6 separate regions of the Mus musculus genome follow, and regions 2, 3, 4, 5 and 6 are each linked to region 1. A link is a loop called in an ENCODE intact Hi-C map of the cell type or tissue named here. Cell type or tissue: left cerebral cortex. All regions are shown on one strand.

Evidence for each region. A loop is a pair of places that touch in the nucleus more often than their neighbours do. Peaks named below come from ENCODE experiments on the same cell type or tissue, not always from the same donor. Only the 100,000 strongest peaks of a DNase experiment are listed, where the experiment ranks them.
Region 2: it touches region 1 in a loop (2.3-fold over the local background); 26 of 42 quality-filtered maps call a loop at or near these places.
Region 3: a loop joins it to region 1, with 2.8 times the contacts of the local background. A loop is called at or near these places in 10 of 42 quality-filtered maps.
Region 4: a loop joins it to region 1, with 2.5 times the contacts of the local background. A loop is called at or near these places in 2 of 42 quality-filtered maps.
Region 5: it touches region 1 in a loop (2.6-fold over the local background); 18 of 42 quality-filtered maps call a loop at or near these places.
Region 6: it touches region 1 in a loop (4-fold over the local background); 18 of 42 quality-filtered maps call a loop at or near these places.

What each region holds. Positions count from the first base shown.
Region 1 is chr12:26,069,498-26,074,497 of GRCm38, reverse strand. No RefSeq gene overlaps it. Among named protein-coding and RNA genes, the nearest start is that of Gm29835, 93 kb to the right of the region's middle. In left cerebral cortex, a CTCF peak has its summit at 2,728 (motif pointing right); DNase peaks (open chromatin) are centred at 2,071 and 2,730; H3K27ac peaks cover 886 bases.
Region 2 is chr12:25,862,563-25,867,562 of GRCm38, reverse strand. No RefSeq gene overlaps it. Among named protein-coding and RNA genes, the nearest start is that of Gm29835, 110 kb to the left of the region's middle. In left cerebral cortex, CTCF peaks have their summits at 2,997 (motif pointing left) and 3,987 (motif pointing right); a DNase peak (open chromatin) is centred at 3,076.
Region 3 is chr12:26,223,796-26,228,795 of GRCm38, reverse strand. The region is part of intron 2 of 4930480M12Rik (RIKEN cDNA 4930480M12 gene); the gene reads right to left. Among named protein-coding and RNA genes, the nearest start is that of 4930480M12Rik, 15 kb to the right of the region's middle. In left cerebral cortex, a CTCF peak has its summit at 2,185 (motif pointing right); DNase peaks (open chromatin) are centred at 916 and 2,225; H3K27ac peaks cover 2,036 bases.
Region 4 is chr12:26,275,523-26,280,522 of GRCm38, reverse strand. No RefSeq gene overlaps it. Among named protein-coding and RNA genes, the nearest start is that of Gm29968, 25 kb to the right of the region's middle. In left cerebral cortex, a CTCF peak has its summit at 3,058 (motif pointing right); a DNase peak (open chromatin) is centred at 3,084.
Region 5 is chr12:25,032,215-25,037,214 of GRCm38, reverse strand. It overlaps Kidins220 (kinase D-interacting substrate 220), which reads right to left. Exons shown (of 32, transcript NM_001081378.1): 23 at 583-761. Among named protein-coding and RNA genes, the nearest start is that of Gm36236, 59 kb to the right of the region's middle. In left cerebral cortex, no CTCF peak of the experiment used is centred here; DNase peaks (open chromatin) are centred at 2,539 and 3,026; H3K4me3 peaks cover 407 bases; H3K27ac peaks cover 1,055 bases.
Region 6 is chr12:25,024,688-25,029,687 of GRCm38, reverse strand. The region is part of intron 22 of Kidins220 (kinase D-interacting substrate 220); the gene reads right to left. Among named protein-coding and RNA genes, the nearest start is that of Gm36236, 52 kb to the right of the region's middle. In left cerebral cortex, CTCF peaks have their summits at 2,167 (motif pointing left) and 4,324 (motif pointing right); DNase peaks (open chromatin) are centred at 2,140, 2,694, 3,178, 4,353 and 1 more place.

The DNA.
Region 1 (5,000 bases):
GGGGGAGAGACAACTGAAAAGCTGGAGAACTGTTTAGAGTTCTGTGAGCCAGGCTAAAGAGCTTTGATGCTGTCTGCAGACAAGTGAAAGGGCTGAGCATGAAGCTTCTACACTGGAGTGATCCCTGTGCCCTGTATAGTGTGCCTGCTGCGGACCTCTCTCCCTGCACGCTTCAGGAGACCCCAGCAGCTTTGCAAAGCACCGTGTAAATTCAAGCAGAGAGAAATTGTGTTGTTTTCAAGGATTCAGGTGGAGCATTTCCAAGACAGAGTTTACGTTCTGGAAGCATCATTGTGGTGTTTGACAGAAGAAATGAAACAGACATTTGGTTATTAAGGTAGTATATAAAAATAAAAATACTTGTTAAGTATATATAATAGTAAATGGTCCCTTAACAATTTTAACACTTGTCACTCTCCTGAGAATTATGTTTGAAGGCTTGCTGACTGTGTGAACACCATGGCATGTGTATATGTTGAAACAGATTTTTCTTAACTTGACACAAACTAGGGTCACTAAGAAAAAAGGAAACTTTGACTGAGAAAATGTCTCCATCAGATTGGCCTGTAGGCAAGTCTGTGAGGCAGTTTCTTGATCAATAATTGATGTCGGGGGTTGGGGTGAGGTCCAACCTACTGTAGGTAGTGCTATCACAGGGCTGAATATGAACCTGAGGCGATAGCCAGTCAGCAGTGTTCTTCAATGGCCTTTGCTTCAGTTTCTGCTTCCAGCTCCCTGACTTGACCTTCCCTGACTTCCCTCACTGATGAACTAGGACCTGGGGAGCATAAGCCAAATAAACCCTTCCCTGTCCATGTTGCCTTTGGTCATGATGCTTATCAAAGCAATCTACGTTTCACTAATACAGGTCAATGAGGGAGAAAAGACAGATAGAAGTGGGAGTGGACTTTGACAAGTGATGTCATTTTACCATGGAGGGTAGTGAGGGATTAGGAAGGAGTATTTTTGTCTTAATTTCAGATAGAATGTGTCATAAGGAAATTGGAAAGCTCGTGTGGTCAATGAGCTGAGACAGGAAGTGATGAGTTTAAATACAGCAATCAGGATTCATGTCTCCAGGATAGAGTCCATCAAGCTTAATAATCACAGTGTTGGACTCGTAGATACTGGTGTCATTGAACCTATAGCTTCTTAATAGTAGGATGTGTGATCATTAGATGATAGATAGGTAGGTAGCAACATGGATAGACAGATGGGTGATAGATAAATGATAGAAAAAGATAGCTGGCAGGTAATAAATGATAAAACAACAGATAATAGGGAGGTACATAATTTATACAAGGATAATGGATAGCAACAGAGATTATATATAACAAGTAAATATTGTATATCTCATATGTAACATATATTATCTATCACTATACATATGTGATAGGTAGATAGGTAAGAGATAATAGATGATAGATAGATAGATAGATAGATAGATAGATAGATAGATAGTAAAACAATAGAAAATAGGGGGTACATGATAGAAGGATAATGATAGAGTTTATATAATATATATTAAAATAACCCATATATAATATATTATATATCATTATATATACTCATATTACATATGTATTATATATAAGTAGATAGGCAATAGGTAGTAGATTATAGGTAGATAGATAATAAAATCATGACAGACGATAGATAGGTGACATAATAGAGGTAAATGACAGACACTACCTATATAGAGCTAGACATGTATGCACAGAGACAGATGTACCTAACTATATTACCTTGCACTTCATTGAAGGTGCAGGGCACTGGTGCAGAGTTCATTCACAACAGCTTCTGTGTCTGCCCAAAGCCTTCTTGGGCTCAGAGCCTTGTCCCCTCTCCCATCTACCCACAGGACTGGCATGTACACGCTGACCACCTTCACATTCATGCTTGTTTCTCTTTGCCCATTTTTCCTCATTCGTATGATGCAGAAAGCAGCACATGTCTGAAAGTAACGCTGCAAGGTTAACAGGATAAGATACGTAAAACACTCCCTGTGTGCCTGGATAAAATGTGCTGGGGAGTTCTGGCTTCACGCCTGGGTTTCAGTGTGGCTTAGAAGCTCAAGTGTCTCCCTTAAGTAAGGGAACATCGCAGATACATAAAGGCAGCAAGACAAGATCAGGGATTGCCTTACCTGTAGTGAACTGCTCATCACTTCCACCTGCAAGTCCAGGAAGGCTGCAATGTGTGTGGCAGTGTTTGAGGGCTGGGGTCGCATGCTTTGTTTCCGTCTTACATATTCTGAGCCTAACCACTCAGAGTATGTCTAAAACCAGTCTTGAAATTTCAAGCCAGAGGGTTTTTTTTAAAATAGGATAATTATTTTATATGTAAAATTTTAATGATGAATTAAACAAGCAAGCTGACTATTCAAGTTCTTCTAACTGCATCACAATTGACCCAAACCCCTAGTTAAAGGCAAATCTGTGAGAGTAGACTTCCCCCATGGAAGAAGACGAATACTCTGTTTTACAGGCACAGCTTCTGACTGGAACTTGAGGACCAGGACCTTGACTGCTTTGAGCATGTGAGCTCCGGTCTGTTTGTGTCAGGAGCTCTTGTCTGTCTGTAGACACAGTTTCTCCACCTGCTGGGAGTGAGGGGAGGTCAGAAAACTTAGTGTTTCTTCCAAAATGCCTGATGTCCAGCCCAGAAGCTTAGATTCCGAGGCGAGTCAATACTTCCCTGGGGAACAGTCCCTTGGTGTTAGCCAGACTGGGCACTAGATGGCACTGTGTTGCAACAAAATTCAGGTGATTAGTGAATTTTATGTGGCTGTAAATAAGGAACTCAGCTGCAGGGGTAGGTGAGTCCCCTCTAGAAAGTTGCTCTGAGGGGTCTCATAGTTGCTCTTTCAGGACAAGGTCTTTAGGCTTGTTGATCACCCAGAGAGTTTTATTTCAATTACACTTAAGAGAGATGTTCTATGTATGGATGGTTATACTCAAATACCCATTTTGGTATGGCTTTGCTCTGTGGAGTGGAGAATAGTGAAGACCAAAGACCCAAAGGGGTACACCCTGGGCTCCTCTCCTGAGCTCCTAGTCCTCTCATCCCACCAATGAGACTCTCAGCCTACAATTCCCAAGGGCAGCATCAATCCGTCAATCATGATGTCTTGGTATCTTCTCACAGCTCCTCTGTATTCCTAATTCCCACCCAGGAAAGGAAGGGGCTACTATGTACATATATATGGCTTTTTTTACACCCCCATTTATATCCAACAAATCATTGTGCCCTGATTGTCATTCCCCATTTCTCTGAATACAAAACCTTGTTGAAGCTATTCTCTCTGCCTGCCCTCAGAAGTGATTATGAATTTCCAAATTCATATTCTATGGTTGTTACTCTGCTAACTGATCACTTGAGTTGAGAATTTCCTCTCTATGTATAAAGAAACAGAACAGTAAAACATCAGCAACAACTATGACATCCTGAGTCACGAATGTCCCCGTTGGCTGGGGATCTAGAGGCTGCTTCTCAGCACCCGGGAAGAGAAGCATCTATCTCTGCTGCCTATCTAGTTTGTCTCTGACACATTATCTTACTTGGTAACCCCAAGACTTTATGGGTAGCATCACCCCTGCCAGGGTATTTTTACTCACTACTGTTTTTCTAGCTGGCTGATTGGTTGTGCAAAAACCAGCTCTGACTTTCTCTACACCCATTGTTTGTTGTAGCGCCCGGTGAAGTTCTGCACACTCTACTTGGTTTCTCTCCCCCTGCCCTCAGGTTCTTTTTATCTACTGGAGTCATTTGTAAATCATACAAAAGAGTTATATCTCTTCCTCTTTATTGCCTTCATGATGTTTCGTCGGCAATAGGAAAACAATCATGTAATTGGCAATTTCTATAACATAGAAACCTTCCCTATCTCCAGTTTATTAACAACGTGGTGCATTGGAAAGTCCTCATAGATGGGCAGGTGCCGTATTCCAGAATGGGGTGCAAGTTCTTGATCCTCAGTTTCAGATGGAGGTCTTGCTATGGCCACAAAAATCATGTTTAGGCTCTGAGGGATGACATAAGAAGCCACCAGGCAAGTGACTGAGTGAAGCTAAAGAACCTCAGATCCAAATCCCTCTCTATGCTTGGCTTTGTGACTCTTGGGAGGGTTGGAGACAGGAAACTCCTCTCTCATTCTCTGAGGTTCCCTGGTCAATTCTGTCCACTTTGTACTGGGAGTCTTGGGGAGACAAAAAGATGGATTTGTCCACTATTGTGGGCAGATGACACTATTGTCCACTGAATGACTGGCTCAGAAACAGTATTTCAGCACTGAGGGTCTCCTTGTTTCTATAGCCAAATACATCATTCTTTTTTCTTAGAAGTTGTAACTCTACCACCACCACACACCTCTGTCACATGGCACTCTTCTTCTGTCTTAGATACCACTCAGGTCCCCATCCCAGGTCCTGGGTAATAGCACTCAAAGAGCTGTATGTTCCTCACCCCATCTTTGTTCAGAGTCCCCCATACCTAGGGCTGAGCATCCATCCCTGCTGCTGTAGGATGCTAACTCCTTTCTGCCTTCAAGCTCCGTTCTCCAATACGAACTTATCCATTCTGTTTGGATTTCATTGATAAAATGAGGAACATTCCCAAGAGAAATGCAGGTGTGGCTCCTCTCCAGTGTTCAGACGTTGTAAAGACCTCAAGAACATTTCAAGAGAGGGGAGGCCTGCTTTGCAGGCCCGCTATGATGGACATGTGGTCTTTGGCTCCTCTGGGATAGGTAACAGCTCTCTGCATCTCTCTTCTCTTGAACTCCAACATTTCAGGATGAGATTTAAGTAAAGCCTGGAAGTGGCAGGTAGCAACTCCAGAGAAGGGTGGAGACAGGCTAACCAGAACCCTCTGGAGACTGCTGAGGGTAGACAGGACCTCCGTGAGTTCCACTTAGGTCATGTTGTGGACCGTGATGACTTTGTGAACAGGGACTAGTATATAGTTATGCATTTTTTTATAAGAAGAAGCCTGATAACACA
Region 2 (5,000 bases), 210 kb after region 1:
GGTGAAGCTGTTATCTTCAGTTGTCTACCCATTTCTGAGCCCTCCAGGCTCCAGTAGATAATGCCAAACATGTGATCACACAGGTAGATAATCCTGGTTAAACTCAGTGGATCACAAAGCAAAACTAGTAGACATGAATGGGATTTGTAATAAGGAGGGGAATGTGCAAGCAGAGTAAAGAGATGGGCAAGGTTAGGAATGAGGGTGATTTGAATGCAGGGTGTATGTATATGAAAGTGTAAAAGAACAAATTTAATTAATAGTACAAATTTTGAGAAAAACAAATTTTTCCTTATATACTACATTTTTGAATATTTTATAAAATAAGAGCAATAAAGGTTTTCCGAATAATCAAAAATGTGTTTATAAGGCAATGGAGATAGGGGTTAGAGAGATGGCTCAGTGCTTAAGAGCACTCACTGGTTTGGCAGAAGACCCAGGATCACTTCCTAGGACCCACATAGTTCGTGGCTCACAGTTGCCTATAACCATAGTTCCAGGGATCCCATTGCCTTTGTCTGGCCTCCTTGGGTCCCTGCACACACATGATGCACATACAGTCATGAGCAATGGCTATGTCTTTTTCACACACACACACAAATAATAAGCTAATAAGTAAATCTTCAGAAGAGAGTGTTGATATAGAAGAAAACCTGGCCTTTTCCTTTGGAGTTTTAGAGAGAGAAGGAATAAATAGGAGGAGGCACACCAGAGAAGGTCAAAAAATAATGGCTTGGCTATAGTTTACTTCCTTCTGTAAGCTGGTACTTGGATGACTTTCCTGTTTGGCCCAAGCCTCTCCGTGTGCATCTGTGGTGAGAGGTGGGAGAGGACTGTTATTCATTGGAACCAGGAAAGACAAATTCACCTTCTCATGTTTCAGAGTAAAATGGAAAAGATCAAGATCTATATAAAATATATGATATAAAATATATCAGCTACTTATATACTCCGTATAAACAGGTCAGAAGATAGCAATGTCAAATCTCCAACAGTGGAAATAAAATATATAACTGACCAAAAAAGTAAGAATAGAAAAACCTGTCTCTAAATGACCAAAATAGAAGGTGTTCAATCCCATGAGAAATATAGTCAGCAAGATGGCATCTTCTCTTCCTAGAATGTGCGGACACTGTGGCGCATTTCCTCTCATCGTCTCTGCAGGTAGATAAGTGAGGCATCTGCACACAGGACTTCGAGTTGCCAGTGTGCAAATCAGCTTCACATGCACTGAGGCTATTGGCCAAGAAATATTCCAAGTACTGATAGTCCCTGAAGGGGGAATTCAAACTCTACCCTGTGATTGCCATTTGTGTGAGACAAGACTCAAATTTAGACCAATGGAGAAAGAGTTAACTGAGTGTTGGCCCATCTGTTGATCTACTTAGCTGTGTATTAGAAATATTGCTGACAATAACCACAGAATGGAGACACATCAAATCGTTTGGTGAAGTTAACACTGACTCATGGGCCAAAGATAGTTCAAAGACTGTATTTGTCTACGTCTTTGAATTTTTTATACTAAGCAAGTCTTGCTTTTATGAACTGAAAAACAATCAGACTTAGGAATGACATGAACTGCTTCAGAGGAGAGCATGCAAGGTTTGGTCTAGAAAGACCCAGAACAGTGTTGTTCTGAGTCTCTGTCACCTGTTGGGCGATGTTGGTCTTCTGCAGTATGCATTCTTATATCTCTTAAACAGCGCAGGTATTTACAGGGGTGCAGTGAAGACTGGAATTTAACGTTTCTCATGCATAACTCAAGCTCATTTTCATCACCCACAATCCATCTAAATGGTACCCAGCAATGTGATAGAAGACCCGAGTAAATTCTTGTTCAGCTTCATTAACTCCATGAGAAAGCCTCTATGTGTATCCCCCACCTGGTGTGGGTCAAGTCAATAGAAGGCTGCCCAGCCTTTTGAACAAAGATATGCTCCCGTGTGCACTCTTGGGATTCTCCCATGCATCTGTTAGAAAGGATGGGGAGTATAAGTCTGCCAAAAACCTCACCATCTACAGTACCAACCTGAGTTACTCAGAAAAAAATTTAAAGTGGATAGTGTTTGTAAGCTCACCCCCACCTGGAGTCCCCCGGGGGCACTGAGTTGGAGAAGTGGGGCTGAGCTGTAAGAGCAAGACTGAGAATCATGGCAGCCCCTCTGACTGCATACCACACAGCGACTCCCCAGGATGCAAAGGCAGCAACCAAACAGCACAAATTGGAAAGAGGAAAAAAAGTGTGAAATCTGCTCTGGGCCATCAGAGGAGGCTGATGTAATCCGGGTTGACTCCAGGGACAGTAATGGTGCCAGCTATGGAGGCCACATGGCTTCTAATGAGGCCAGGCCCAGTTGCAGCTCAGAAGAGTGGGTGAGCAAGCCAAATCTCACCCAAGGACAGAAGCAGCCCTGACAGCTGGTGAGTGAATTAACTTCAGGCAAACCAAGTGGACCCAGGTGGTGGGACATTTCGAATCTTTCCCTTCTGGTGGAAACAGAACAAAACATTGCATGGAACACAGCCACCATGGCCTTTTTTAAAATTTTTCCTTTGATTTCTTCTGACAGATTTCTTGGAGGAGGGGGCAAATAAGAGGGAATAGCTCTAAGACCCACCCGGACAGACATCAGTGACATGGCAGTGCTAAAGGTTGCTTAGAAAGGGCTATTTGAGAGATGGAGCATCCCTACTGAGTGAGATCAAGGCAGTGTCCAACATGGTTGAAGGACACCTTGTCAGATGACTTAACTCTTGAGGAGAAGGACCGCCATGGATGGTAATCAGTGCTCCTAAATTGCTGACCCCAGGCATTTGCACAGACGACTTTTTTCCCCTCCATTTTCATAACTAAATGGCTGTCTTCCCTCCCTGAGCTTCTCACCCTAGAAGTGCCCTGCAGGGGCTGCCATTCTTAAGTTGGGTAGACACCTACTTCCTACAGAATTCAGCCAATAGGCTGAGCCTGGTAGTTTGAAAGCCATCCTGCCACCTGGTGGTTGTATCCCTAAATTGCAAGGGCAGGTCTCTAAAGACGTGAATTTATAAAATAAAAAACATTAAACCATTTTGACAAATGTCAGAGAGACATGAGCATTTCAAAAGGATGGGCAAAATAAAAAATAAGCATATGTTGTGAAAGAAAATAGCCTCACTGATGAGAAAGAGACCAAATCAAACGTGAGTGGGCAGACAGGAAACACAGAAAGCGAACACAGCACTGGGTGTGGGCAAGAGACACCCAGCCCCCCTGATTCTGGTTATTCCAGGAAGATCTGTCACATTGCCGAGGCTGAGGTTAGCATGGTTCCTACACAGCCTGAGGAGGCAAAAGGTTATGACAGCATTTTGGGCCTCTGCATGATAGATAGTACAGAGACCTCTTTATTAGAATGTCAGTACGCCTAGTTTCCTTTTATTTCTTTATCTCACATTTATTTGTTTATCTTTTTTTTCTGTCACCAGTTGTGCCCTGTGTTTAGATCACAGACTGCACATGCAAGTCAAAGTCACCAGGGAGAGGCAAAAGAAAACTAAGTGAGAAAATGCCCAGAGAATCCAGAGCAGCAACAGAGCAAGCCTAAGCTTCGATGAGAACAGGGATAGCCCAGCTCACTTCCAGGGCAGGTCTCACAGGAAGCAGCATCTTACCAACAGTGTCTTGATGGCGGCAAGGGGAGGGGAGGAATAACAGGATGGAACAGGAACATGGTGAGAAAGTGGGATGAGACATCGATTGTTAAAGCAGAGAGAATATAAAATAAAGGGAGTTAGAGCAGGGCAAACAGCAAAATAGAGTGGTGTACGCTTTTAGTGCCTGCATTTGTCAGGCAGAGGCAGGAGAAACTCTGAGTTTGACGAAAGCTTGGTGTCCATCACAAGTTTCAGAATGGGAAGAGTAAGCACTTAAAACTCCAGACTCCGGAAGGGGAGGCAAGTAGGCTGACCACTGGAGGTCACTGGTCGGCCATCCTAGTCTACTTGGCAGGCTGTGAGAGACCCTGTCCCAAAACAGTCAGGGGTCAGGAATTAGAGGACACTTGATAAAGGACACAACTCACTCACATGAAAACACATGCACACGTACACACATGAGAAGGGGTCCATCCTTGAAAATGCCAGAAAGAAAATATTTCACGTAGAGAGGGGGCTGAGGCCTGCAAAGGCTCACAGTAACCAAAGGACACAGGGACTTTGAAGTTCACCCTGACAAATCTGGAATCTCACTGGAGAATTTTAAACAAGAGAGCATCAGCTACCTGGAACACACAGATAACGACTGTAAAGATCACTCCTGGGGCCCTGAGAATTTCAGAGGCTCTGACTGTAAAACCCAGAGAGGCCTTCTGAAAAGCCACTGTGGCTCTTCAGGAGGAAGGCATCTCCAGAGCTCTTCAATGCCAGGCATCTACCATTGGTTTGGGGCATTTAGCTAACATATGCAGGTCATGTGAGGGGTTCCCATGGTACACACAAATGCTGGTGAAAACCTGAAGTTGACTTTCTGACTTCCTGGTGACCATTTTAGCACCATCACAATGAAAAGACACAATGCAATCCATTTGGGGATAATCACTATAGAGTGTTTTAATCCCCTAGGCATGAGGTCTGTGGTTGCCCATCACAGATTTCAACTCCTATTTTTTTCTCTTATCTCTGTTCTCCCTCCCACTTCTCAGCTTCAAGATGCCTGTCTCCTCTTTTGCTCTGTTTAGAGACAGTCTTTAGAGTAAGACCTAAGGAGGCTTGATCTGGTATTATACAGACTCTTCCAAGGGAGTCAGCTAAACAGGGAACCTGTAAACCATGCATGAGCACTGTGGCAAAGATGGCCTCACTTCTGACTCGGATCTCCAGGTTGGTCTGAGAACATATCATTTTACTTGGCTGGTTTCCAGAAAATTATTTACCTATGCTTATTTATGTGTCAGCCCATGAAGCTGGCAAACCACAAAGAAAGCCTCTTTTCCCCCACATACTAGCCAGCATTTCTGGTGTGA
Region 3 (5,000 bases), 150 kb before region 1:
CCACTGAAACACCCACATATACATAATAATGGAACTATTGGTATCAATAATTGACAGTAAAATAAGTCCTCAGGAAACCAAATTATATCTTTCTTTTGGACATCATATCACACTGTTCATAAAAATCAAGGCTGGCCTACAGCATACTCTGTGTGGGTAGCAGGGGCTCCTCTCAGGAGGGAGGGATGCTGCAGAGGCCAGGAGGGGCTCCAGTCAGTCTCAGAACCCGGGACTCGAGGACTAGCCAGACGTGTATGTGTATGCGGGACCAGAACAATTTCCAATGAGATTTATACCTGCCCAGGTGGTTTCTCACAGAGGGTACCTTGATTGTCAAGATGCCCAGTGGGATTCCTCTGAAGCCCTTTAACTTCTGCACCCACCAGCTCATCTGGAGCAGTTGGCTTCAATCCCCATCATTGCTTTCTCCTGAACAATCCAGAGAAAATGCTGATGGCCAGCAGTAGGATTATGTATTCACAATATTTTCATATCTATGCCAGGAGACATAAGCACAGAGGACATCATTTACACTAAACATCCTGGTGTGTCGCTACGGAAGATGAGGTTTGCACAATCCGACAGGAAAAGAGACATTCCTTTAAAAGCAGAAGCCAATTATATAAGATGATACTTGCTTCATTTGAGAAGTCTTTCTGATTTTTATATTTAAGGATTTACAGCAGGGACGATGGGAGCGAAAAGAATGAGCCACGAAGGAAGGGCTTATTCAATGTGGCACCTTCTGTGAAAGTCTTAAAAAATCAAAGTACAGTACATTTCCCTCCCCTCCCCTTCCCTCCCCACTGTCTCCTTCCTTCCATTTTGAGCATTTTTGCATCTGCCACTGTTAAGGAGGGCGGGCGGTTGCTTTTCAGAGTGTCCCTCATAGGCTTTCCCTGCTGGCCACACGGCCTTCTGTGCGAGGGCCGCAAGCTCGTTGTATTTTTCCGCTGTGTCTAAATAGAAATCGTTCATTCAAATCTTATTCAACTTCCTAGATATAAAATGCAGAACGTGGCAAGGGCCCAGCGCTCTCTGCGGTCCGATGCAAATGTATGCAAATTTCTTCATATTAGAATCATTGTCTGGTTGTCATCCTCGCACGGGGCACATCAAAGCCATATGACCTGATTTTTGCACCTGCTGTTTAATTAAATTTACAAGGCAGACACACTCTCCACTCCCACTGTTGCACAAATCCGTCTTTACAACCACAGCTTCTAATTTACAAGGCAGTTGACTGCTGAGTTTTTTTTTTCCATCCATAGCTGCCCAACTGCTCTTTGTTAGACTGAAGACTTTTTAAAAAAAATTAAAAAGGAAGGCATCATTTTGGCAGATGGACTAACAGAAATATTAAAAATTAATTTTTATTTTCGATCCAAGGCTTGATTTTTAAAGCTCTTCAAGTACACAATCCATATATAGCAAATTGCATCTTCTTTATGGATGTGTGTTGAGGGGTTTGGCCTGGGCACACAACCCGCATGTGGGTTATGACGATGCAAAGAAGGGTCTGAATCCACGCTTTAAAGCAGACTTAGTTCTGTCACTTACCCACATATTAGGCAGGTTAGCGCTGCTGGGTTCTCCACAGTTTTATGGTTCTAATTACTTAGAGAGCAAGGGTGGTCACACACAAGGATGGAGACTGGAGGACAATCACAGTTCTGAGGGCTGTGGCTGTTTTCAGAGAGATATTTATTAGTGAGAGTGCTGTGCTGTGAAACTCTCCCTTGGCCTCCATCCCTGAAAATTTTAATCTCCGCACCACAAGTATCTAGACAACAGGGGAGGAAGGAAACAGGAATGTTGGACCCTCCTTGCTTTCTATTGAGTTTCTATATAATACACACTACCCCCAACAGCCACCGAGGTCTTCTCTCTCCAAGAGCCCGTGGCTCAAGTTCATATCCTCTCCCAAAGAAGCTAGTCTGTGATAGGAGCTGGGGAAATGTTTAAAGAGGTTAGAAGGAATGAAAAATACTTCTTTGTCTGTTCTTCCTCGTTCATCCAGGCTAGGGACCTAGGTTGGCTGATAATGCCCCTCTGTTACTGTAGGACATTCTATTTATTTTTATTCAGTCTGAAATCTTCAAGACCCTCAGAGCCATCATTTTAATGACATAACTTGAAAGATGATTTTCAGATAAAGGAAAGTGAACTTCTGAGATCTGACCTATAGGTGGCGCCACAAATTCACCAAACCAAAGAACACTGCAGTCAAGTTTGGAAAAAGTGGCATAAATTTAAAACCTTGAGCTACACTAACTGTGGGACATATGGGTTGCGTCCCAGGCCTGCCCAAGAATAACTTTGAAGAAAATTTTGTTTTCTGGCAATACAGATGCTAACACACCACAGAACCTTTAAAAAGAATAAATATGTAGATGGCTCAGAACTTTCAGAATAATTTAACCTTCCCCCAAAAGTTAAGATAGGAGCAAAAAAAATAAAATAAATAAAATAAAGATAGTATAAGCTTTAGTGCTCTGCCTTGGGGAAGGGGGTGAGCAATTTGGTGACAGTGATGCTCAAAGAACAGTTTGCCAGTTGGTGTGCATTTAATAATGCTTTATTGTATTAACTTCCAATGTAAAGGGAAAGAGAGAAATTTAGAATAATCTGATCCTTGATGAATAAATAATATGAAAATAAGGTCCTGCATGTAGAAAAATGCATAAGTATCCAAATTGTGATCTTTTTCCTTCTTTTTTCTTGGCATGAACTGCCTGTTCCAAGTGTTTCCAGTTGTGGATCCACTGTAACACTTAGGTAGGTGTTGCCTGGAAAGAACGTTTTCTAATGAAGCAGGATTTGTCAGCCCATGATTATAACTGCTATTGAAGCTCTAAGACATTAGCATCTGAAGAAGCAGTAAGCCTTTAATTCTTAAATGTCTTGATTGGTCTCGAAAGTGACCAGACACAAGTCAGAAGCAACAGGCATGTCTGTTGTAGCCGTAAAGACCAGCAGCTCTCTTGACACAGGGGTTTCTTGCTTTAGGGTGGACTTCTGGAGAAACATAGTAAGGACATACAGAAGAGGGGTATAGCTACAATTAGTGCTGTTTAGTCCCTTTGACTACGACATCCCCTGTGTGATGGAAGCTTCCAGAGAGAAGGAAGGGTCAGATGACCCCCTTGACATGTTTTTTGGTTGCTTTAGACAATTGGATAAGGGCAGCAAGCAAGACTGGTTTCTATTTTTCCTTAAGTAAAAATGGTTTAGCATGGGGAGCTAAGCATATGATTCAATGGTTAAGGGTTAGAAGACATGGGTTCACTTCCCAGCACACATATGGGCAGGACGTGGCCACCTACAGCTTCAGTTCCAGGGCATTTGATACACTTTTCTGGCCTCTGTGGGCACCAGACATTTACATGGTCCATAAAAACTTACATAGGCTCACACACATACACATAATAAAAATAAATGAATCTTTAAAAGCAAAGAAACCATGATGCAGGTGCTGAGGATATGGCTTAGCAGATATGGCATTCAGTCTAGAGACAAAAGGAATTGGCTTTGAGCCCCAGCATCCGTGTGAAAAGATGGGCTCAGTGGCCCCTGCTTGTTGCTTGTAACCACAGTGCTGGGGAGGTAGGGACAGGAAGATCCCTGAGGGTCACTAGCCAGCTTCTCACGTTTGACAAACTCCAGCTCAATGAAAGGCCCTGCCTCCAAAAGCAAGGTGAGTGACCCCTGAGAAATCACACTTATGACTACATCCTCTGACCTCCACACACATGTAACACATGATCATACACAAACACAAACATACACATAAACATGCACATGTACACAGGGACACACGGATATATACACATGAACACACAGAGACATATCATACCACACACACATGCACACACCTCGCACACACTTAACATGGTGGTACAATTAGCTGTGCAGATTGTCTATCCAAAATAAACAGGCCAAATAACATTGCGATACGTTTCAATGTTGAAGAAAAAGGCTCCTACAAACAAAAGAGACTGACTCCTGTGAGCAGGAATCTGACTACTGCAGCTTATCTTGATTTAAGCTTTCATTACATTCTCACAGGCACGATTCAAATGGAGACGAAAACTTAAACATTACTGTGTGCAGTGCTTCCTGTCAGCCACTGGTTCTTCCTTCACACATTCACACTAAAATGAATGCAGAGGTACCAGTCCACTTCACATAAAGATGCATGCCTGTGTGTGTGTGTACATACAATTGGAGAAAAGGAAAATGGTGCTTAAGTCTGCGTCTCAAAGCAAGGACTGCCAATATAAATCTCTTGATTTGGATCTATGCAGAGTATCTCATCCCGTCAGGCACAGAGCTGGGTCATTCGCAGTGTCTTCTTCTTCACCACATTTTCACTGGTGTACTTTCCAGATGCTGACTACTGGCTGGCTTGTGTTAAATAAACATGTAGTCTCTTCTTGGGGAGTTCATGCTTTTATTGCAGAGGCAGGTGCTATAAAGAGATGGAGGTATGATTCCAATGATGTGAACTAGACCTTGCTTTTTGCAATCATCAGTTTGTTCATTCGCAAAGTGAGGCCAAAGCAGTTCTTTACCAAGTTGGAAGGATTAGGTAAGGCCAGCATTCAAAAGATTAGACATTTGATGGGTCTCTATGAGACTCCACAGGATTAGGCTGGCCATGTACACAGAGTCCTCACATAGACTGTACAACTTTTCCAATCAACTCGGTCACCCCAGAAACCCATGGGATTACCCCAAAGTCAGCTCTATTTTTCATAGAAGTGAGAATCACTTCTTTCTTATGTGTCTTTTTCTTTTAGTTTAGGTTTAAGGTTTTTGTTTGTTTATTTTTTAAACCATGTTTCACTACCTTCCCATAATCCTGTGCTAATTTGCCTAGCATACCAGACTCTACCTCTGCCAGCAGAGTCCTTTCTCACCAGAGTTCCTGTACTTGATGGTCAGCCATGATATCTGCTCTCATTTCTGATGGACCATGAACTCTGTCAGAGAAAACT
Region 4 (5,000 bases), 210 kb before region 1:
AAAGTGCCATCTCCTCTGTACAGGAAAGTGGATGATAGCAGAACTATAGATCCTGAAGCCATCAGGGCTGGGGATGTGTCATCTGGGAGTGATGGAATGAGTTCTTACTTAGACATCACAGGAACATGGTGAGGACCATCTGGGTTCCTGCTAATTATTGATGCCCAGAGTCGTCCTCAATTGTTTCTACATCTGGAAAGTGGGGTTCGTTGTGAATATTCAAAGGTTTACATGATGAGCAAAGGTGCTGCCATGTTTGATTGTGTGAAGTAAAGGTTAGAGCCATGCTACTCTAATAGCTCTTTCCTCACTACTGTGACAGAATTTCCCATAGAAACAACGGGGGAGGGGGGGAAAGGGGTCACTTCAACTCATAGTTTCAGAGGGATTTCAGCCTAACTCTGAAAGCACAGCGTTGGCAAGCAAAGTGCCCTATTGACAGGCGTGTGAGGCAGTGCGTCCTCATGGCAGAGGGGCCAGAGAGCACAGGCTGGAACCAGGGTGTGTAACCCCACACTCTAGCCCAGCCCTCAGTGACCTCCTTTCACCATCCAGGCTCCCACTGCTTCGGTATCCACAGGCTTCAAAGTGGAGCAGTACCACCAGCCTGTGGGAACATTCCAGATTCCAACCGTGAGCTGGTGGGACTCTGACAGTGGAGGAAGAGCAGACCTAAGGAAGAAAACCCATCATTCTTTTTCATTTGGGAGCAGTCCTTCTTTAGCTCTTTGCAGTTGCTGCCTCTTGGTGAGTGGTCAGCCTTGGGTTTCATGGTAGCCGGAAGCAGCATGGCAAAGCTGTGGCAGCTAACAGAAAATGAGGAGAGTTGGATGTTGCAGCAGAAAGGTCGGCTTCCATGGGTGACTGGCTCCTGCAGATGGATGTTTGCCCAGCACTGCAAACTGCTTATGGGGTTCATTTACATCTCCGACATCCCTTCATAAATAAATGGGGATGTATTTCCAACTTGGAAATTAGTCTCCCTTGTAGGATGTTTTTCTTGGGGGTGGGAGAGAATTATATGAATGAAGTATCTGTGGTAGTTTGAATGAAAATGCCCTTCCTAGGTTCGTAGGGAGTGACACTATTCGGAAGGATTAGGACATACATGTAGCCTTGTTGAAGTAGGCATGGCCTGATTGGAGGAAGTGTGTCACTCTGCTCAGGGTGGTGGGCTTTCAGAAGCTCAATCCAGGCCCAGTGGCTCCCTCTCTCTCCCTGCTGCCTGCAGATTCAGATGGAGAACCACCAGCTCCTTCTCCAGCACCATGCTTCCAGTTGTGATAATAATGGGATAACCTCTGAATTTGTAAGCCAGCCTTATTTAAATGCTTTATTTTTATAGAAGTTGCCATGGTCATGGTATCTCTTCAGAGCAATAAAAACTTTAACTGAGATGTACTCAGCATTCTTGGGCTGGTTGTTGGAATGAGAAAGTGACCCCCATTGGCTCCTGTGGCTGAACACTTCGTCTTTAATTGGCAGTGCGGTTTGGGAAGTTTCTGGAACCTTGGAGAGGTGTGGTCTTGCTGGAAGAAGCATGCCATTTGGATACAACCCTGACTACCCATAGTCTCACGTCACTTCTAGTTTGTTCTCACTACTTCCTGTGTGTGTATGATTGACATGGGATCTCTCAGTTTCCTCTTCCTGCTGCCATGACTCCCCATAATTATAAACTCCCTGTAAACTGTCTTGGGTCATGCTTTTTCTCTCTCTCATAGCAACAAAACATAGCTAATACTTTAATTCTACTCTGAATTCTTAGTATATATACACACAGTGATGGCTGTTAGCACCCATAGACTCCAGATCATTTCTGCCCTAAAACGTGCATCGTTAGAGATTAGTGGCACGTACTGAATGGACCAGGTTCTAAATAAAAGCTGGGCTTCATTTCTTATGATGTTTCTGTGATAAAATACTCTGACAAGAGAAACTCAAGTGGGCAGAGGTTTATTTCGACTTGATGTTCAAAAGTATATTCCAGCATGTCAGAGAAGTCAATGTAGTGTGTGCTTAAGGCAACTGGATATATCTAGCCTGGAAGCAAGGAGCAATGAATGCCTGCATTCAGCTCACCCTTCTCCTTTTATACAGTCTTAAGACCTTAAGTGTGACTCCTGCCACCCTTACTAACCCAGTCACCCCCAAGTATGTCAAAAGGCTAAGTAATTCCTCACAGGTATGTATGCCTGGATGCTTGTCCCAAAGAAGAGTCCAGATCTTGTCAAGCTGGCAACAAAAGAGAAAGCTGAAATGCAGAAATGATCATTTTGAAGGTGTTTCCATAACCACCTGGACAGGGGGGCATCTTACTGGTCCTCCTATTTTAAAAACCTTAAGGGGAAGGCTCCCTAGATCATAATTTTCAAATCCTGCCTTCATTAAAAATTAAGGTGAAGTAAAAGAATGATAGAATTCTTCCCCCAAGCAGAAAGCAAACTGAACATAGTCATCGAAGCTGAATGCCTATGGATGTTATGGTTCATAGTGTTTTAAGGAAATCAGGGGACTATGGCAATGGAAGTCCAATGGTGGCCTGAAACCTCCATGAATACAGAAGGAAAGAGGGTAGAAGCTCACTCTCCCCGTATGACAGATAGACAAGCAGGGCTCAGAAGTCCCTACCTGGGAATTGGTGACTGTGGGGGTGCCTTCTCTAAGGAGCAGCACTCTCTTAAACAGCTTGCTGTTGGCTTCCAAGGGTGGACACACAGCTGGGGTTCACCAGCCCCTACTTCTCCTGGCTCTCACTAGGAAGGATTGCCTCTGTTTAACTTTTTTTGGAAGATCAAATCTAAGGCTGGCTCCTTTGGGTCACAGGACTCCTTAGAGCACTTTTCTTTTCAATCCTGAAAACACTTCCCATGAGTCCCCTCTTCTGCCTACCCCTGACCTCCCTCCGTTTGGCTTTGCTTGTTCAGCACAGCAGTATTTATTCCCTGCTGAATGAATCCATTTCCCCTTACCAACACAGGAAACCTGAACTCCTCCTGGACCCCATAGAGAATTTCCTTGGAGAAATCACCAGCTTTGTTCTCAACAGCAGGTGGCACTGTTGCTGTAGGAAACCCTGTGGTTTCCAGGGCCTGGGCCAGCCATGAGATATTTTTACCCAAAAAGAGAAAAGGCCCAATATGAAACAAAAACTTGGCAGAAAAAATTCTGAGAAGAATGCAAGGCTCCTGAAAGACTGTAAATTACCAGCAAGTCCTTACACACTGAACCCCAGCTTCGCCAGACCCCAACCCCCATTCCACTTCAGGCCTTTTGGAAAAGGTAACCATCCCGGCAACCCATAGCTGCTAATGACCCCTCCCCTACGGCAGCACGATTCTGTCCCTTCCCACCAGGCCGGGAGGTTCCCACTCAGGATGATGTGACCAACATGAGAGCAAATGCCCTCTTGTCTCCCTGGCTACTGACCTCAGGGGAGCACAAGGGGACTTTGCTATTGGTGAGCTCTTGCCCAGAACCCCTGCCTCAGTTCTCCTGAGGCTCACATTAGCGAGAAGCTCCCGTTAGGGCTACATCTCCCAGAGATCCAGCTGAGTCCAGGTGTGGGCAATGTGGCCAAGAGGAAAAGCTATTTTTTGCCTTGTGCCCCGTAGCTTGCAAAGCTCAGTCACCTATAGATTGGCTCTTGGCATCCATAGCAACAGTATCTAAGGCTCCTCCCAGGTCTCTATTTACAGCACTGAAACATGAGTGTGTGTGTGTGTGTGTGTGTGTGTGTGTGTGTGTATACAGGTTCAGGTGTGTACCCATGCAAGCAGATGCCAGAGGTAAGGTTCAGGCTTATGTCCCAAGAGCTGCTGTTCCCTCCCCCTTTATTGATAGGAACTCTCCCTGGCCTAGAGCTCTCTAAGCAGGCTAAGCTGGCTGTCTAGTGAATTCTTGGAGGTCTGCTTGTCTCCTATGTACTGCTGGACTTTGAAGCATGACCCACGTGTCTGGCCATACCCCTGTGACAGTTATATATGTCACCTCTCCTACCTTACTCTGAAATGGTCCTTGGGTTTGGCAGGTGTGTGTGTGTGTGTGTGTGTGTGTGTGTGTGTGTGTGTGTGTGTGTGTGTGTGTGTGTTCAATGGAAAGTTGGCACATCATGAAATATATAAACAAAGAGTCAGAGTTTGAGGTGAATAGAAAGGTTGCATACGCCAGTAAAGAGCACACTCAGATGAACACATGACCATAGAACTTAAGTAATTATATATACACCATAAAGAGAGAAAGAAACACACATAAGTTAGGAGAGGTTATCCTGGTTAGCTTTAATTGTCAACTTGAGACAGTCTACAATAAAAGCTTCAATAAAAGAATGACCTTAATCAGATTGGTGTGTGGACATGTCTGTGGGGTTGTCTTACTGTGAGTGGACATAGGAGGTTCCAGTCAGCTGTGGGCAGTACCATTCCAAGTAGGAGGTCCTAAAACTGATAGGAAAGCTGAGTATAGGCTAGCTTCTGTGCGAGCTAACCAGCAGCATTCTCTCTAGTTCAGCTGTACCTCCTTGGCTGTGCAGTGAGTTCCTTGGTTAGAGGTACTGCAGGCAGATCTGTCCCAAGCTCCCTCCTGGTCGTGGCTCACTAATGGACTACGGTCTGGAGTTGTGAGATGAAACAAACCCTGGCTTCCTCACGTTGCTTTTGGTCAGAGTGTTTCTCACAGCAATAGGAAACCAGAACAGAGACTGAGGGAAGCAATGTGATCATTTCACTGTCAGGTGTGTGTGTGTGTGTGTGTGTGTGTGTGTGTGTGTGTGTGTGTGTGTCTAGTCCCTGATAAGGCTAATTATGTGTTGGGGTCAGGATCACAAATACTAGTGGATAGAATAGACTGATAGCTAATCTTGTCAACTCCAGATTTAGACCTACCATGGAGACAAACCTTTGGGCATGTCTAGGAGGGAGTTTCTAACTCGAGTTTCTACAGCCTGAATCCACAGGCTGGAGTGCTAGAGCAAATTCAAAAGGACAAAGTGGGCAGAACAT
Region 5 (5,000 bases), 1.0 Mb after region 1:
GGCCTGGGCTTAGTCCCTAGCATGGCCTTAAAATAAATTAACCCTTGTTATATTCAAGCCCTGGTTAAAAACTTAAGATGAAAGTAAAGTTTTATTTTTGTTTTCTGCTCAACTTGGATGTCCCTATTAGAACAGAAGATGAAAGAGTGACAATTACAACATGTGGCATCTGAGCGTCAAGACTATATGTGAAAGAACAGAAGTTCAGGGTTCCAAAGGGAGAACTGAGTTGGTGAGCAAGCACAAGGACACAGTAGAGTAAATAGCTGACACTCTGAGAGGTCAACAGCCCAGTCCTACTCTAACTAATTTCTCTGTGGATGCTCCATTCAAATTTCTTAATTTTTCATAAAGCAAGATAAAAATTAGATAGCTAAGTAAGATAACAACAGAAAGAAAAAAACAAAAAGAAAGAAAGAAAGAAAGAAAGAAAGAAAGAAAGAAAGAAAGAAAGAAAGAAAGAAAGAAAGAAGGAAAGAAGGAAAGAAGGAAAGAGGTGAGAGGGGGAGAGAAGAGAAGGAACAGAACATGAAAAAAAATTGAGGACTTTTAAGAAAAAAAAAGCTGTACTACAATACCCACCTGCAATGATCTCCCGTAGTTTGGGATCCAGGTTTACCGTGCATGGCAAAAAGGTCTTTACATCTCGAGCCACAAGAACTGGAGTCCTTGAAGACAAAAACACTTCAAAATTTCTTATATCTCCATCAATTTCAAGAAGTGGCTCAACATCTTTAGTTGTTGGGATATTCTTTGATATTCTTCAAAAAGAAAGAAATGAAAAATCCATTAATGCTGCTATCAAATTCTTCATTCTTAAACCTTGTTGCTTCTGTCCACAAGGAGCACATTACACACTGGCTCTCATTTCAAAAATATCCTTCAAAGAACCTAAAAGAGGGAAATAATAATACAGTCCCAAGACGACTAAGGTGACAGTGAGGAAGTCAGAACTGCACTGATGGGTGTGGACTAGAGAGACAATGAGAAAGAGGAAGACACACCAGGTACACCACAGCCAACTGCTCCTGCTCGCTGACTGAACTGGGCTATGAGCGCACCCATATCACACAATGAGGGAGAGGCTGGTGCTGAGACCTGGGATTTTTCTTTTTTCTTTTTTAAAAATATTTTTATTAGGTATTTTCCTCATTTACATTTCCAATGCTATCCCAAAAGTCCCCCATACCCCCCCCCACTCCCCTACCCACCCACTCCCACTTTTTGGCCCTGGCGTTCCCCTGTACTGGGGCATATAAAGTTTGCATGTCCAATGGGCCTCTCTTTCCAGTGATGGCCGACTAGGCCATCTTTTGATACATATGCAGCTAGAGTCAAGAGCTCCGGGGTACTGGTTAGTTCATAATGTTGTTCCACCTATGGGGTTGCAGATCCCTTTAGCTCCTTGGGTATTTTCTCTAGCTCCTCCATTGGGGGCCCAACCTGGGATTTTTCAATGTGACACCGTGGCTCTTCCCCCCCCCTCCCCCAGGGAAAAAGCTTTTTAAATAAATCACACAAACTAAAAAAGTGTCAGCACAGGTTTTTTTTCCTTTATAAAAGGCTATTTTCTATTGTAAAACTAATATATGCTTATTGTATAATAGATATGATAAAACACAGAAGGTAGCCTGGAAAGGATAAGATTTAGTCAATCAAATATAGTAATATATTTGTACTCTTTTATTGTATGTATGTGTATGTATGTATGTATGTGTGTGTGTGTATATATATAAACTCATATTTATATGAGTTCAAACCATAAATAATTTTGAATCAATCAGAAATTCTCAAATGTAAAAATAAGTGAATTTTAGTCATTAAAAACACTTACTAGACAATGTTACAATGATCAATATGAAATTGTCTTGAAAGTAAACAAATGGCCAGAATGTTCCAGTTCTTCTGGGTTCTCCCTACTAACCACCAGGGAGTAAGTAAGCTGATCTGAGATGTGTGAGCGAATGCTCCAGAGATAAAGCAATGAAAACCACAACGGAGATGCTCAAACAGGTGGACAGGAGAATTGGGAGAAGGGCCAGTGTCCACTAAGTGATGGGTACAGAGTGGATGGAGGCTGATATCACAGAATACAACTGAACAGGAAAAGGGAGTAGACTGTGTTGAACTTGACAGGGGCAAACCTCATAATCAGCTATATTAAGTAAGGAATCTGGCCAGTGTGAAGGAAGCAGATCACAGTTCCCAGGGAACTTGGGGAGGTGAGGAGGAGAGTAACAGGACCACGATGAACCTGGAGGAAACCTGCCTAGTGGTGGCATGGCCACCTCTCTGACTGGGAGGACAGCTCTGCAGACCTAGGCAAACGCCAGCCATGAGACCGCACAGCCTCCGCACACGTTTCCTATGGTAACAGCATCTCTAGAAGCTCTCCTCACAGCACTGGCCAGTTACTCAAGAGCCTGTGCTCCTGGGTGGCACTAGGGCTCCATTTTAGGGGAAAGAACATTTGCCTGCTCTTCCCAAGTGAGATGGAACCCTAAGATTAGCAACAGCTGCATCTTTTCTTTGGGATCAGCACTTTATTGCTGAGACCCAGTACTTGGCTGGTAGCCAGATATTAAAAGTCATCTGAGGGAAGATCCAGAGAACAAAATTAGCAAACAAGGAAAGAATGGGTGCTCGTGAGAAAACAGGGCGAGCAGTTCTGTGTGAGTCTCACAGACTCCTGCTACAGACTCAAACATGCACACAGCACAAAGCTCTTTAAGATACCATTGCTTTCAATAAAGTAAAACAGCATCCTCACTGATTATTAAGTACATTTAATGAGTAATGAAAACCTGGAAAACGATCACATGGTATCATTTGCAAACGTAGAAAAAACACTAGAAATGAAACAGTTAAAAAGGCAGTTCATTTCTCAGAAGTGTAACACACAAAAAGAAGAGGCTAGGAAGATTTAGATAAAAACACACAGCTGACAAGTCACATGAAACAAATTAACCGAATCCTAATGCCAGCGTTGCTTTCAGCCTGAATGCGAACAGTGTTCTCAGCGTGGCGAACAATGCGGCTGTTCACAAGCCAAACGTCTACTGCTGCTCTCCAGATTGGAGTCTCTATTCTAACCTTTTGAGCTCAATGCATTAAGCCCTTCTGTTAAAAGAGACGTTTATGTAAATGATAATCTTTTGGCAGTGGGCCATCAAAATCATATGGGCTTTTATTTTTCAGATATTTTTTCCAAAGGTTAGCATTTAAAGAATTTAAATAACTTCACTTTTCAATTAAGAGCAAATTTAAATTTTCAGCACTAGGAATCATGTGAACTAAAGTTGCCAGCAGTTAAATGGCCCACAGAAAGCATTTTTACAGTACAGGCATCACTGAGCTCCCAGGAAGCTTGAGTGTAGTTTCTTTTGATGCCACTGATCGAACAGCACTTGTTAATGCCAACATCCATGTAAGTTAAAGCATTTTGATGATAAATGACAGTGCTTTATTATAGAAGACACAAATAAATTACTTGGCAGAATTTACATAAGTCATTCCTGTCAATTCTATTCAAAGTAAGGCTCAAAATTAAATGGAAAATTTTATATCTTAAAGGTCCATAATGTATAACTTATGAAACGGACATTATATTTTTTCTGAAGTTGGTCATCTAATAATGTGATTATCCAATAAAGAATTAAAATTAAGATTTACCCCCCCACCCCACTCCACCTCCCAATTTTCACTCACTGATGATCAAGCCCAGGGTTTCACGAATGCTAGGCAATCCAAACATCTTTATAAGCTCTCATCTGCCTTGGAACTGTATTACACTTGAGACAAACTTAACTTCCAGACGACCCTCACAATAATACAGACAGAAAGGCCCACTCAGTGCTGGGGATGTACCTTCATGAAAGGGTGCTTGCTTAGCACCCACAAAGCCCTAGGTTCAATCACTAGCAATGAAGGAAAAAACAACAAAAGCCACCCACTGTAATGCCAGAGTCAGAAACAAAAGATACCACACAACTCATTTTAAAAGTAATTTTAAATGACATAAATTATAGGTGTATATGCCTGAATGTTGATATATGTGCACATGAGTGCAAAAAATCATGGGACAGAAGTTTGTCAACTGCCATATGTGTGCTAGGAACTATACTTGAGTCCTCTGGCGTTCAGTACGTACTCTTAACTGTTGCACCATCTCTCTAGCCCCATAAAACTCATTTTTTTTTTTTACTACTAATATCTTTGGAAAGACAGACAAAACCCTAGACACTCTCTCCTCCTGTCTTCACCCACTTACTTCTCAGTCATCCTTTGCATTCAGCACAATTCTCTTGCTTAGGGAAGCCTACCTGAAGGACGCTCGTATTCCTCTATGACAGACCTAAGGTCCTTACTCTCCTGCACGCCAGATGTACACCTACTAGTGCAAGTATCTTCTTAAACATCTTACTCCCTCTCCAGACTGTCCCTTCCATTAAAGTTGGTTTTGACTCCAACTTTGTCAAAACTTTAGTACATCTCCAGTGCCTAGAATTCTGTCATAGCACAGTTGCTTAATAAATATCTGCCAAGTGAAGAGACAGACAGATAGACAGACACACACAGACACACACACACATACACATACACACATTCTTTCTAAAATTTTACCCTTTCTGACAAAATTTTGTGCTTGAAAAAGAATAGGTGGGGGACTGGAGAGATGGCTCAGTGATTAAAAGCACTAGCTGCTTTTCCAGAGGTTCTGAGTTCAATTCCCAGCAACTACATGGTGGCTCACAACCATTTGTAATGCGATCCAATGTCCTCTTCTGGTGTGTCTGAAGACAGACACAGTGTAATTAATACATCAATAAATAAATCTTAAATAAAATATTGGTGGGGCACGTTGACTTCTTCTTGTCTGTGTTGTGAGGTAGGGATGAATATGGGAATCTATTGTCCAAGAGCTGTGTGTTGAACAGGCAGACTTTCTCTATTGAACAGACTTGACACTCTTGCCCCAAGTGACATGCCTTAGTAGCCAT
Region 6 (5,000 bases), 1.0 Mb after region 1:
CTCAATCCCAGTCCTCTCTCCTGGCCACCTATTGGCTGTCGGCATCTTTATTCATCAATCAAAATTAACTTGGGAGCAGGTCCCAGAGGCTAAGTGCAGACTCCAGGTCTTTGGGCAGCACTTAGCATTACAATAGACAATAAAAGACAAAACCCCCACACATAACTTTCACTTTCATAAATTCTTCAAAACAGCCCAGTTTTCTAATTAACTTGCTTTAAATATTTAATTTGAATAAATTAGTTTTATGATCTATTTTATTTAGGGATTCTGCATAGGATTCACTTGGCAAATGTTTCACAGTACGGATGTCACTGCATTATAGCACAGTGCCTAGGTGCATGGGAGTGAGCAGAGTAACCCTAACTCTGATGGCAACAGAGATGACCAAACATAATTTTAATCTAGGATAATAAGATGCTTTCAGTAAAAAGATGAGAAGCAAAATAGTTCATAAGAGACCAAAGTTGCCGGGCAGTGGTAGCGCATGCCTTTAATCCCAGCACTTGGGAGGCAGAGGCAGGCGGATTTATGAGTTCGAGGCCAGACTGGTCTACATAGCGAGTTCCAGGACAGCCAGGAGTATACAGAGAAACCCTGTCTCGGAGAAAAAAAAAAAAAAGAGGGAGAGAGACCAAAGTTGAGCACAGTGTCGACCACCAAAGATCTCAGCCTGATTTCTGGCATCAGGAATCTGTATTTTAAAATGCTCAGATGAAAGTAAATGAGACAAAAGATCTAGGTTTTTGAGGTAGCACTGACTATGACAATATCATAGGTTCCTGCCAACTGATAAGAGATGTTAGGTACAGCAAATGGGAACTCTGAATTCAAAGCTAGTCTATAGTGTTACAGCTTAAAGCAAAACCTTTGCATGTTATCGTAAAGATTTAATCTTTAATTACATCAGCAATGTTGTGATGGTTTGTATAAGCTTTGGGCAGGAAGTGGCACTATTAGAAGGTATGGCCTTGTTGGAGTAGGTGTGTCACTGTGGGTGTGGGCTTAAGACTCTCACCCTAGGTGCCTGGAAGCCAGTATTCCACTAGCAGCCTTCAGATGAAGACGTAGAACTCTCAGCTCCTCCTGCACCATGCGTACCTGGGTGCTGTCATGTTCCCACTTTGATGATAATGGACTGAACCTCTGAACCTGTAGGCCAGCCCCAATTAAATGTTGTCCTTATAAGAGTTGCCTTGGTCATGGTGTTGGTTCACAGCAGTAAAACCCTAACTAAGACAAATGTTTACCATTTTATTTATTTACTTACTTACTTATTGTTTTTTGGGGGGGAGAGGTGTTCTCCCTATGCAACCCTGGCTGCCTTGGAGCTCAGTAGACCAGGCTGTCCTCCATCTCAGAGATAAATCTGCCTCTGCCTCCCCAGTGCAGGGATTAAAAGTGTTGTCCACCAAATTTGGTTCATTTAATATTTTTAAAGCCAAAATATGTAAGCAGACAAAAAAATTCTTTCTTCTTGTTATCTATGAGGTTTTTTTTTTTTTTTCTTCAAAAAAACGAATAGGAGCGAGCTGGAAGATCAGTAGTAGATCACTTACAACACCCCTCTACCCAGATACTCTGTGTGGATGCAAACACACATACATGCAAAAAATCTGCAAGACAAAGGAACTACAAAGCTGAAAATACTACGTCCTATGATTGTGTGCACTTACATGACTACGGTTTCGATTTTCCCTGATGATAAAGGTCCCTATGACGGGAAGACTGCTTACTCATGAATACATATGCACACGGTGAATGCTGGCACATACCTGTAATCTCAGCACTGGCAAGGCAAACGCGTGCAGCTCCTTGGAGCTCACTGGCCGGCCGGCCGAGCCTTCTGGTAAGTTACATGCTACTGAGAAACCTTATCTTCTAGTTAACCAAAAAAGGACAGCTCTCAAAACCACCAAGGAAGACAATGTCTGAGAAATGACATCCAAGGTTAACTCCTAGTCTCCACGTGGCACTCCCACACACAAATGAATGAATGAATGAATGAATGAAACATGAAATGAATAGAAATTCAACCTTCCATTACACTGTCACTCCCCCAGCCCCCATGTTCCTGCTATAGAAATGGGAAAGCAAAAAGTACTTCACTGGGCTCATGGCCAGTCATGCTAGTAAAATTTCCAGTGAGACAGCCCCATCTTGTGGACTTGCTGAATACTGCAGCATTAGTACCTCGCCTCAGATTCAAAATAAGCCCACACTGTTACAGTACACTGGTTTTGTTTTTTCTTGTACAAAAATGTTAAGTTTGTTTGATCTGTAAAGGGATATCCTAAGACTTCTAGGAAATATGGGTCCTTCAATAGTTGAAATTGTTTAAAAATACATGACGTCATTTTCCCATGTTGTAAAATAGTCAACCTGATAAAAATACATTTTCTGTGTATTAAATGTACGTCTACACATTAAAGCATACTTCGAGAAACTGACTTTCCTGTCTGTACTCAATAGTCTTGATAATATACTTCGTTTTCATGTTGATGGTATTTACACAAGACTCTGGAGCATTTACCATTATTTCCTAGTTTTTATCAGCATAAAATGTTGACAATGATACCATGAATGTAAATACTGATAAACTACTTTTTAAATCAATTTTATCCTATCAAAAGCAAAACAGTATCTGGAGGAACCGCTCAGCAGTATAGTGCACACAATGCGCCTTAGACGTCTGGTCCTTAGTCAGTTCCGCCTCTCTGTCTGTGTGTGTCTCTCTCTCCAGATCAGCAAAAGAAAAGCTAGAGGAAAACCTACTTAGAAAAAAACCAGACACTCACTGAACATAAAGGTGTAAAAGCTTAAGCAAAATGCCAAGGAACACCAACAACCTTCAGACATTTTCCACCTCAGACACAATTAGAACTGAATATGTATGTAGAGTTTTCTGTAGTTTGCAAAAGCCTGCATTTTTTTTTTAAAAGCCTGCATTTTTAATAGCTATAATAAATTTATGTTTTAGAAAGTTTGTACCTGGAAAATTTCCTACTGATAACATATTCTAAATATTCATATGCATATCACTGAAAACTGTGTCTTCCTATCACAGACCCACAGCTATCTTCTGCGACTACAGAAGACTGTGTGGGAGAAACTCCAGTGCAGCTCAGAGATCGTAACTCCTGCTCTCCGCTTCCCTTGGTTATGCAGAGCACGGCATGGGATGCTCGGCACAACACCCAGTCCACTGGCTGCCACCTTCAAGAGCAGCTCAGGCACCGTGGTAGGTAGTGCAGTCCTTAGCGTGCACCCAGCACAGGTCTAACTGTAGCAACTGTAAATACCTAACAATCAAACTGACTAGCAGAACAAAATGGAGCCATCTAACTACACATGGCCTTCATTTACTTTATTGATTAACTTTTGGTGTTCTGCCACATGGTTTTGATATGTAGTTCAGGTTGGCCTTAAACTCAGAGCAATCCTCCTGCCTCTACCTCCTGAGTGCTGAGATTACAAGCATGTGCCATCATACCTTGATACATTGACTCTAGTAGGACACAGAATATCATCTGTAAGAACAGACTGTATTGGGAAAGACCTGCAAAAAAGGACTACAACCCACTGCTTCACCAAAGGTTTATAAACATAAGAACCTAGAAACATAAACTTGGTTACGGGCTAAAGAAATGCTGCTGTGATTTTAGTGCGAGCTGCCGAAAGGAAGGAGCCAGCAAACTCTAGGTGAAGTAGGTAGTCCCCAGTTAGTGTAGGGCTTCAGCCCTATACTAAGCTTTACAGTAGGGTAGAGGGATTCACATCAGAACAATGAAAGAAACATTTCCCCTGCATCCAGAGCCAATGAAGCGTCTGGAGGACCCCACTCAAGATAAAGCAGGGCTTCACACCTGCCACCTTGAGGGAGCCACACAAACGCACCATCAGACTTCCTCACTTCAAAAATCTCACTCTGTCCCTTCAATGGGTGTGGAAACAGAAGGAAGTTATAATCTATGGCGTTTACCATCTTAAGGAGGAAACAAAAACTAAAAAATGACCAGAAAAATGAGGCAGGAGACGGGAAGACGGGCCAGGAAAAGAGCAGGTGGAAAGGTCTAAGATCAAGGTGAGAAAGCAGGCCATGCTGGTGATGCCTCAGCTCCCACACAAAGCGGACTCCCACAGATCATTTGGAACAATTCTTTTCCCTAGCCTTAATGCCCACTGTGTTACTCAAAGTCTGTGGCTTCTTAAATTTTTATTTATTTACTTATTTACTTGTTTTTATGTGGACGGGTATCTCCAAATATTGCTCGCATATCTGTCTGTATACTGTGTATGCCTGGTCCCTGGAAAGGCCAGAAGAGGGCGCTGGATCTCCTGGCGCTGGAGCTACAGATGGGTGTGAGTCTCCAAAGGGAAGCGAATATTCTAGGTCCTCTGGGAAAGCAGCAGGTGCTCCTGCCCAGCTCTCTCCAGCACCCGAAGTCCAGGTTTTGATTATCCATAATTCAAAGTCAATATTACTTCAAAAGCATTTATGTTCTACCACCTCCATGACTGCTAGCCGTCTTCAGCAGCACAGAGGCCCTCTCACCTCCTAGGGTTCTACTTGGCTATCTGTCTCCACTTAGGAGTCCCTGCTTAGTTCTCTTCTCAGTGAGGACTGTCCTGCACAGGCAGCACTACTCCTTATCTCCCTAATGTTCCTCTCTTCATCCTTTCCACAGGGCTTGTTGCTAATCACATAGTTTATACGTTGCTTGTGCGTAGAATCCCTGGGACAGGGATCTCTGCCAGCCTTGCACATGAGTATTCTACAGTAAATACTACTATTTACACTTGTGTCTGTCCATAATGGGCTCTCATGAACTATTTCCCAGCAGTCAGTTCTCTGTGAGTTCCAGGCCAGTCTGGTCTACACAGTGAGTTCCAGGCCAGCCAATGAGACCCTATCTCAGAACAAAACAAAACAACAACAAGGAACAATTTCCTAAATAACAACAAATTTTACCTTGGTTTTTTTTTCTCCAGTAATTTCT